Regions from separate parts of the Homo sapiens genome. Here region 2 is linked to region 1. Evidence: chromatin contacts called from ENCODE Hi-C data. All regions are on one chromosome and are shown on one strand. Each heading gives the region's core, a stretch centred on a gene start or an enhancer-like site at or near the end of the contact. The rest is flanking DNA. Distances are from core to core; before and after follow the strand shown. Region 1 overlaps LOC101928923 (a long non-coding RNA gene). Region 2 has its middle 180 kb from the start of SNORD28B.

Region 1 (4,966 bases), core at 1,475-3,974:
TATACATATGCGCTATATATATGCGATATACATATGCGCTATATATATGCGATATACATATGCGCTATATATATGCGATATACATATGCGCTATATATATGCGATATACATATGCGCTATATATATGCGATATACATATGCGCTATATATATGCGATATACATATGCGCTATATATATGCGATATATGCGCTATATATATGCGATATACATATGCGCTATATATATGCGATATACATATGCGCTATATATATGCGATATACATATGCGCTATATATGCGATATACATATGCGCTATATATGCGATATACATATGCGCTATATATATGCGATATACATATATATGCGCTATATATATGCGATATACATATATATGGGTGTATATATGTATATACTCATATATATGGGTGTATATATGTATATACTCATATATATGGGTGTATATATGTATATACACGTATATGGGTGTATATATGTATATACACCCATATACACACACACACCATATTTTCTTTATGTGTATATTTACACACACAGTGAAATATTATTCTGCCGTAAAAACAAAGCCAATCTTGCCATTTACAGCAATACAGATGAACCTGGAGGAGATTATACTAAGTGAAATAAGCCAGATACAGAAAGATAAATACAGTATGATCTCATTTATGTGTGGAATCTAAAAAAGTCAAACTCATAGAACCAGAGTAGACCAGTGATTGCCAGAGGCTGGGTTGTGGGAAAATTGGGAGATGTTGGCCAAAGAGTATAAGCTTATGTTACTGAACCCCACCACTTACCCATAGTTGGCCTTTGGATTGGGGTTTTCCTCAGCATTGTCTCTTCCTTGGTTGCCGGAAAGATGTTACTGGAAAGGGGTTTGGATCCAGACTCCAAGAAATGGTTCTTGGATCTCAAACAAGAAAGAATTCAAAGCTAATTCATAAAGTGAAAGCAAGTTTATTAAGAACGTAAAAGAATAAGAGAATGGCTACTCCCTATGCAGGGCAGCAAGGTGGGCCATTGGTTGCCCATTTTTATGGCTATTTCTTCTTGTTTATATGCTAGACAAGGGGTGGATTACTCATGGCTCCCCTTTTCCGAGCATACAGGGTAACTTCCTGACGTTGCCATGGCATTCATAAACTGTCATGGCGCTGGTGGGAGTGTAGCAATGAGGACTACCAGCGGTCACTCTTGTCGCCATGTTAGTTTTGGTGGGTTTTGGCTGGCTTCTTTACTGCATGCTGTTTTATCAGCAAGGTCTTCATGACCCGAATCTTGTGCCGACCTCCTGTCTCATCTTGTGACTTAGAATGCAGAACTCAGCCTTATGTTACTCAGTCCTAGTCAAGATGGAGTTGCTCTGGTTCAAATGCCTCTGACACTTTTAGTCATAGGATTAATAAGTTCTGGGGTTCCAATGCACAGCATTGTGGCTACAGCTGATGATACTGTATTGTATGCTTGAAATTTGCTAACAGTAGATCTTAAAAGTTCTCACTACCCGCAAAAAGAATGGCAGCTACGCGAGGTGATGGATGTGTTAATGATCCTGATTGTGGTAATCATTTCACAATGAATATATACCTTAAAACATCATGTTGTACATCTTAAATATATAAAATTTTGGCTAGGTGTGGTGGCTCACTCCTGTAGTCCGAGCACTTTGGGAGGCCTAGGTGGGTGGATCACCTGAGGTTGGGAGTTTGAGACCAAACCTGGCCAACATGGTGAAACTCTGTCTCTACTAAAAATACAAAAAAAAAAAAAAAAAAAAAAAAAAAAAATTAGCCGGGTGTGTTGGTGGGCGCCTGTAATCCCAGCTACTCAGGAGGCTGAGGCAGGAGAATCACTTGAACCCAGGAGGAAGAGGTTGCAGTGAGTCGAGATCATGCCAATGCACTCCAGCCTGGGTGACAAGAGGGAAACTCCGTCTCAAAAACAAACAAACAAACAAAAAACGAATTTTTATTTGTCAATTATATCTCAATAAAGCTGAAAACAAACAATGTGAGTGGTTACTCTTTTTTTAATATTTCTTTGCAATAGTAGACTTTATCCTTCCTTCCCTTGCTCTGCCATTTAAATACTGTTCAGTGTGTGGAAGGAAATGAAAAATCCTGATTAGCCAGTAGTATCATGAGAAGTTATTGAGCACAGTGCTCTTATATGACACTGGAACTCAAGTCCTTGTCGTGCATACCTGAATCAGTTTTCTTTAAAACTGCAGTGGATGTAGGTCTAATTCACTACCACAAATATGTTGGGCTTTGCTCTTCAAAAGAAACCCAGAAATACTTGTCTTTGCAATCCAGCCACAGACAGCATTAGTTGTGGGAATCAGAGGTATATGATTTTAGGATGGAAAGATTTTGCTGCAGGCATGTTTAGATTCAGTGTAAGGGGTGATTTCTTTTGATTTGTGTTATTTGGGATACAGAACTGATGCGCTTCTTATTCTTTCATTGAGACCTAATAGAAAGATGGGTTATAATTGTAGAGAGAAAAGGAGAATGAATAACGTGGACCCGAAGTGTATACTTGGAAGTCACGAACAAGCATGAACTGACTTTTTAAGCTTTCCCTTCCAAGGGTGAAGACTTCATGGTGTGTGTGTGCGCACGTGTGTGTGCGTGCACGCGCGTGTCTAAGCCCTGCCAGGAAAATCCCTTGAGAACAGCCTCTGCTTCCTTTTGTGTGGAGCGTGGTCACACCCAGTGGCCAGTTAGGCTAATCACACGTGTATATTCCCCGGGGATACCTGAGAAAGAGCAGCCGGCCTCAGTCACTTCCTCCGGTGGATGCCAGAGGCCAATTTGGATAATAGCAGAGCCACCTTGTTCCTTTCCTTTGTTCCAAAATGTGGTGCCTGGGTAGGAAAAAGCCCCACACCATTCATGATGTTAACAATAGCAGCATTAACAGTCATTGGACTCCCACCGAGTGTGTTATTCTTTAAATTAGAACCCATGAATATAATGAGATGGATTTTCACAGGAACAAGGGCAGGCTGAAACAAAGAGGTATTGCTTTTTATTCTTATTTCCCTTGATTTTTGCATGATTTAAACATTTTGAACCTTAACTGTTCTTTTCATTTTACTTTTGAGTTGGGGAGGGTGATATCATGTTAATGTTAGAAAGAAAAAGGACCATCTTTTTAGAATGCAAATAGAGGCAGAAACTCTATTTATGAAAATTTAAAGAACTGTATGAAACAACTCCAAAACATAGCATCCTCAATCAGCATCAGAATGACGCTTTTCTTTCTTGTGTGCTTGATTTTTAAAATTATCTTAATAGACACTGTGAAGGTCCCTTGTGTTACTCAGGGGCAGGCTTGACTCATGGATAGAAGCACTGAAGTTGTGTTTGTGACTTGTGGCTCTGCCTTAGGCTGATCATAAAGTAGAAGTTGCGTCCATAGGAGGCTTCTTACCCACCCAGTGAAAATTTAGTCCATTTCTCTTTAGGAGAGAGCCTGTTCTGGTCTTCTTTTCCTGGACGGTGGATACATTTTTCACACTTTATGAGTTTGCCTTTCCAGAGCCTTATAGGGGATCAGGTTGTTGCACCGCTCTGATATTCATGCCACTGAAAACTTAAATCAAGCTTTATTTACTGTTCTAATTGAATAGCCCCCTGGACAGCCAGTCCGTGGTGACTTCACCCTTTTCTGAAGTTCAATCATTTGGCACATTTCAGAAGAATAAAGACTTTAATCATCCAAAACAAATTGAAGCCAAGAGACCAGGGTCTGAGTTCTGGTCTCTTGGTCTAAGGAGTAGTTGACCTTGGTTTGGAAGTTACTTGGCTCCAAACAGAGTGACTCAGTCTCCTTCTGTCAAATCAGGAGGTTGTACTAGAAGATACCTAACATTTTTTCTAGCTCCTTGAGAAGGTAATTTTAATCAGAACCTCTTTTCCTCTCTTAGCTCATTTCCACAATCCATTATTTTCTTCTCAAAGATATTCATTTCTTAATTAAAGATAGGTATTTTTAATGAGTCCTGCAGTCTCTGGGCTAGTTCTTGATTTCTCCTCTTCATTTCTGTGCTTCCTATAAATCCTGTAGCCATGATCTACTGCCAGATATCCGATGTGTAGGTGGTGATGTGTGTTCTTGTTTTATTAAAGTAGAACTCTTGTTTTTCTTCCAACGTACAGATCGTTTCCCGCTTGATGCTCATAGCGGGAAGAAACGTAATGTTTTACAATGAAAAACAAAACTTGCATTCATGGTTTGTGTCATTTGCTCCTCCTTCTCTACCTGGCCTACACCAGCTCTCGCCCACATGAACTTCCCTCTTCTGAAGAGTTATCATGGCCCCAAGTGACTGAGCAATAATGAGTGAAGCATTCTTACCAGCAAGGTGGTTGAGGGAATTACACGGAAAGTTACATGGCATTCTTGTTCAATGAACTCACTTTCAGTTGTTTCTTTAAATAGGTAGAATATTTCCCTGCCAGAGGTGTAACTGCCCAGTGGGTTCACTTTGCCTACTGCCTAGACAGAGTCGATTTATCAAGACAGGAAAATTACAATAGAGAAAGAGTAATTCATACAGAGCCAGCTGTGCAGGAGACCAGAGTTTTATTATTACTCAAATCAATCTCCCTGAGAATTCAGGGATTGGAGTTCTTAGGATAATTTGGTGGGTAGGGTGTTCTGATTGGTTGAGTGGGAGATGAAATCATAGGGAGTCAAAGCTGTCCTCTTGTACTGAGTCAGTTCCTAGGCGGGGGACCACAAGACAAGATGAGTCAGTTTCTTGATCTGGGTGGTGCCAGCCAGATCAATGGCTGTGATGATGATGGAGTGCATGGTCTGCAAAATATCTTCAGTACCGAGTTTAGGTTTTACAATAGGGATGCTATCCCCAGGAGCAATTTGGGGAGGTTTAGAATCTTGCAGCCTTCAGCCACATGACTCCTAACCCATAATTTCAAATCTTGTGGCTAAAGGGGT
Region 2 (5,124 bases), core at 2-2,501, 380 kb before region 1:
CTCCCTCAGCCTCCCAAAGTGCTGGGATTCCAAGTGTGAGCCATTGTGCCTAGCCACCACTTTGCCTCTAACAGCAGCAGGCAGATCTGTCCTGCCAGGATGAGGCCATCACCAGGGCAGCCTCCATCATCACCTTTGAGTCATTCTTGAATGCAGGATCAATCCTTTTTTATCATTAAAGGCACTTGACACATAAATAAGTCTGGCAAATTGACCCATTGCTGCTTTAGTTTGGATCTTCTGCCTGGAAAGGCAGAGGAGAGATGAGTTGAGTACTGCAGGTCCCAGAGAGGTAACTTCAATTTGCAGGTGGAGATGCTGATTTCGTTAGGATACTCCCATTCACTAGAGAGTTAGAACTAAAATTTTTGTTTTTCTTACAGATTTGGTTTTAAAAATCCAGTATTTTGTCTAATTAATTCTTTTTTTTTTTTTTTCTCGAGATAGAGTTTCGCTCTTGTGGCTCAGGCTGGAGTGCAATGGCACAATCTCAGCCAACTGCAACCTCCACTTCCTGGGTTCAAGCGATTCTCCTGCTTCAGCCTCCCAAGTGGCTGGGATTACAGGTGCCCACCACCATGCCTGGCTAATTTTTATATTTTTAGTAGAGATGGGGTTTCACCATGTTGGCCAGGCTGGTCTCAAACTCCTGACCTCAGGTGATCCACCCACCTCGGCCTCCCAAAGTGCTGGGATTACAGGCATGAGCCACTACGTCCAGCCTAATTCTTTAATTCTTAATGAGTAAGTGAAATTGCCTTAATGACTTGTAGCCAGGAAACACTCAGGCTGGTGTTTCTCTTCTTGTTCCAAGAGTTATGGATAACTACCAGCTGCTTCTGATGACACTGTTAGACAATGATCATGTGACCACAGGGGTGGCTCTGATGGAACCCAGATGATAATCCCATATGTTAGGATCAATTCCTTGCTAGATTCATATGTTGCTTTTTGTCAAAAAGTCATTCTTTAGAAGCTGCAGTACTTCCTGTTGTGTTAAGGGCCTCTCTACCCAGTGAGGAGACCAGACCTGGCCTGATGAGCTGCGTGAGCCCTGCCCCTCTGTCTTTATTTGGGAAATGGGGATAGTGACGCCTATGGGACCTCCCTCATGGGGTTGTTGTGAGTCTCTGTAAGGTCATCCTTGAGGAAGAGCTTTGCAAAGCATCAAGAACCAATCAGGTAATCCCTTACATCAGGAATCTGGCCGGACGCACCCTGTAGGCCACAGAAAATCAAGGACTCAGATGCCTGGCCACGCCTCCTTAGGCAGCAGTCCTGATGTGGTGTTTCTCAGCAGCTCTGCCTTCTCACAGCCCTCCTGGTGTGAGCAGAGTTAGTGCCAGCGTTAATAGTGTTTATTTTAGAATCAACACATCCCTATACCTCATCATGCCACAAAAAGAGGCATTTAGGCTGGACCATTCCACAAATATTTATAGAACACCTCCTAGGAGCCAGGCATTGTTCTACTCTCTGCCAACACCAGGAGAACAAATAGATACTGTCCCTGCTCGTATGGAGCCCACAGTGAGGGAGAGAAAGACATGAAAAGCAACAGCACCCGTGAACAACCCCCACACTAATAAATATGTGACTAAGAGCTGTGACAAATGCCGCGAGGGGAAAACGGGGACTGTGAAGAGAGATTATGTGGCAGGAGGGCTGGAAACAGATGGCACTTCTCTGAGGAAGTGGCTTTTGGGCTGAGACCTAATGGCAAATGGGAGTTAGAGACTTTGGCAAAAATAACAGCCACATGAAGGAAGACCCAAAGGCCAGCATTGTCCAGTTTTATGATCAAGGGGACGGTGGTGGCAGCTGATGAAGCCAGAAGGGACAGCAGACATCAGGCAATGCAAGGTAGTTCTGTGGTGGTGTGGGTTTCACCTGACGTGCAGTGGAGTCCACAGAGTGTTAATAAGCAGTGCGGTGATGTGAACCCATGTGGAGAAGGGCCAATCGGGATGCTTGTGGAGGGTGGACCAGGGCAGCAAGATAGACATGAAAGCCAGTCAGGAGGCTACACCATCACTGGGTGGAGGTGGCTGTAAGTGAAGTGGTGGGATTGGAGGGACCTGGGCTGGGCTGGATACACAGGGAGGGAGAGGGAAAGGGAGGGCCGAGGACAGTGCCCAGGTGTCTGCTACCTGAAACTGAGTGTAGGAGGTCCCATTTCCTGAGGGGGACACTAGAGTCCAGGCTGGGAGCTGTGTGAGTCCCCTGGGCTGTCATAACAAAGGATCACAAAGCAGGTGGCTCAAAAACAACAGAAATGTAATCTCTCACAATTCTGGCATCCAAAAATCTGAAATCACAGCGTCAGCAGGCCCACACTGCCTTTGAAACCTGGAGGGGAGGCTCCTTCCTTACCCCTTCCAGCTTCTGGTGGCCTGTGGCAGCATCACTCCAACCTCTGCCTCCATCTTCACAGGGTATCTCTGTGTCTTTGTGTCTTCACAAGGTCATCTTTTTATAAAGATACTGGTCATATTGGATAAGGGGCCCACTCTACTCCACTATGACTGAATCTTAACCAATTATATCTGCAATGACCCTGTTTCCCAGTAAGGTCACATTTGGAGGTATTGAGGGTTAAGATGTCAAAAGATCTTTTATTGGGAGACAAAAATTCAACCCATAACAGGCACATCACCTTGGACATGCACGTAGACCTTCAGGTCAAGATTGGCCGTTGACGTCCAGAAATGATGTCTTGGTGCAGATACAAAACAGTAATGGATGAGATCCCCTAGAATGAGAAAATGCAGGGGATGAAGGGAGAGGGCCACCAAATCAGTCCCGAAGACCTGGAGGGGCCAATATGCAAAGGAAACTGAAAAGGGAAGGGAATTATGAACATGGAAACTTATTTTCTTCCATAAACTAGAAAACTTCCTGAGACCAGGTCTTAAGGATTCTAGATTTCAGAGGCTGGAAATATACTACTACTTACTGTTACTCAAAACTAATGATAAATGCAATTCAGGCTCTATTTTAAAAACTTTCAGTAATCCTTTTGTAAAGCAAACACTCCTTTTCAAATGAGAACAGCCCACCACTTAACATACAATGTTTTCAGTTTATAATTTCATCTATGAGTTGCACCCACTGAGGCCTCTTTTGCTGGACTGGGTTCTGGAAGGGAATGAAGGGCACTGTTATTCCAAAGATGAGAATGGACAGCCGTACAGAGGCCAGAACAAAATGGGTGAGATTCCGTGGTGTCTGCCTACGGGGTGGAACCTCTTTGAAACAAAATAATGTGATTGTTGAGGATCTCAGTTGAGGTTGAGTGGGTGCCAGTGTGGAAAGAGTGTGGGAGTCAGCGCCAGGTGAGTCGATGTGCCCAGTGCCTCATGTGTGCTGTCCTTGGGTGGGCAACAGTGTGATCCCCATGCTACGAATGAGGATGTGGGTGCACTAAGAGGTGAAGGGATTTACCCAACATTGCATAGTAGAGCTGGGATACTTTTTCTTCCCCAAACTTTTCCCTCCATGTGGTTTATTTGACCGCAGAGAAAGCCTTGCCTGGACTTACCCTGGGCTCATTTATGAGGCCCAGAGGCTGACCAGGCTGTGGAGTAAGCCTCAGTCTTATTTAGCCCAGGGCAGCAGAACTGGGCGGGTATCAAGGCTTCATGAATCATGTGGGGGACTTGAGATCTTTATCTGAAAACACCACTAAGTGTGTCAGGCACACTACTAAGCCTGCTGAATCAAAGTCTCCTGGTTGAGGGTAGGAGAGATTTTTTTTTTTTTTTTTGAAAATATCTGCAGTGGTTTTGCTGTACATTCTTCTTCCAGTGGACAGTAGTCTCTGCAGGACCCTCGGGGGTGGCAGTGAGGTGCTAATTGAATTGGCCCTTAGTTAAGCCTTGCTCATAGGTCTGGTTAGTTCTCAGATCATCTGAAGCTTTTGTTTAAGTCCTAGGAAGTCTTGATTTCCTTTGGGCAGGGAAGCATATGACCTGGGTGCCTACAGCAGCAGCCACAGTAGCAAGGTGCTACAGGTTGGCTGGGTGTTTGGCTGCCTGAGAAGAACCGGAGGTGATGGGCAGAGAAGTTAGAGAGATCTGGGATTGCGTACCAGCCCTACTGGCTGCGATGTAGGAGAAAATTATTTAATTTCTTTGAGGCTCATTTTCTACCTCTAAACATAAGGATATCTCTTTCATAAGGTTGAAGGTATCATGAAATAATGGAAAGCTCATTGCTTTGCTAGGATGATCAGCTCATCCGGTCTGCCCAGGAATGTTCTGGTTTTAAACCTAAAAGTCTGTGCCCTGGGAAACCCTTTAGTCTCAGCCAAATTGGGACAGTTGGTGACTCTAGGCTTGGGACAAATTAGACGCTCAATAATAAAGATGAATCACTTTCCAGTGTCACCTTCCCTGAGTTGTTACACCTCACATTGGTACACCTGCCTGTAAAGGCAGCTACACCTACTGTAAGGCAAAGGGAGGGAAGTCTTCCGTGTCCTTTCGGTGGGATGACAACGCCCTTGACAACACTGCTGAAATGACAACTCTGTAAATTCCATCTCTGCTCTAGACGAGGTTTTGTCTGAATCCCCTTGTGACATGTGTTCTGCATTTTTGCAAAATCACTGACCAGAGCTAAAGTGAAAACAGGGAGCATGGAATATGGTGGAGCTCACAGCCTCTCTGGAAGCAGATGCACCAGCCAGGTGGTTCCTTCTCATTGTATGGGTGAACAGGGCAAGGCACAGAGCTTCTGGAATCGAAATCCTCCCTGTAACAGGAGCTAAGGCAGGTTAGCAATGCCCCTAGTAATGATTCCTAGTTCTATGCATGGAAACACAGAGCTGTCCATGAGCAACCTATGTGCAGCAATAAGCTCCTGAAATTGTGCTAAATTATTTGATTTAAATACTGGTCTATCTAGGGATGAAGACCTAGGCAATGCAGATTCCCATTAATAATGAATGATTTGCTGTATTCTAATCCTGTTAAGCAGAGAGTTACTCTGCAAATGTATTAGTGGCAATGTGTGTTTGTGAATTAAGCCCTTGGTGTATCAGGTTTATGAGCCTAATTGTCTATTCAAAAGGCTATCACTTTATCACGTCATGAAAATTAAAAAGGTCTCTTTTGTTGGAGT

Evidence for each region. A loop is a pair of places that touch in the nucleus more often than their neighbours do. Pooled maps may share reads with other maps.
Region 2: a loop to region 1 is called in a map of HCT116, with 4 times the contacts of the local background. The contact joins two enhancer-like sites. A Hi-C loop is called at or near these places in 3 of 168 maps with a recorded cell type or tissue (HCT116, endothelial cell of umbilical vein and left cardiac atrium) and 10 of 50 pooled maps.

What each region holds. Positions count from the first base shown.
Region 1 is chr6:156,174,014-156,178,979 of GRCh38, reverse strand. All of the region lies in intron 3 of LOC101928923 (a long non-coding RNA gene), which reads left to right. Among named protein-coding and RNA genes, the nearest start is that of SNORD28B, 200 kb to the left of the region's middle. RefSeq lists an enhancer at 2,592-3,463. Within about 2 kb of position 2,724, at least 3 of the 41 ENCODE cell types and tissues checked have a DNase peak (open chromatin) inside an H3K27ac peak, as active enhancers do.
Region 2 is chr6:156,553,823-156,558,946 of GRCh38, reverse strand. No RefSeq gene overlaps it. Among named protein-coding and RNA genes, the nearest start is that of SNORD28B, 180 kb to the right of the region's middle. Within about 2 kb of position 1,251, at least 6 of the 41 ENCODE cell types and tissues checked have a DNase peak (open chromatin) inside an H3K27ac peak, as active enhancers do.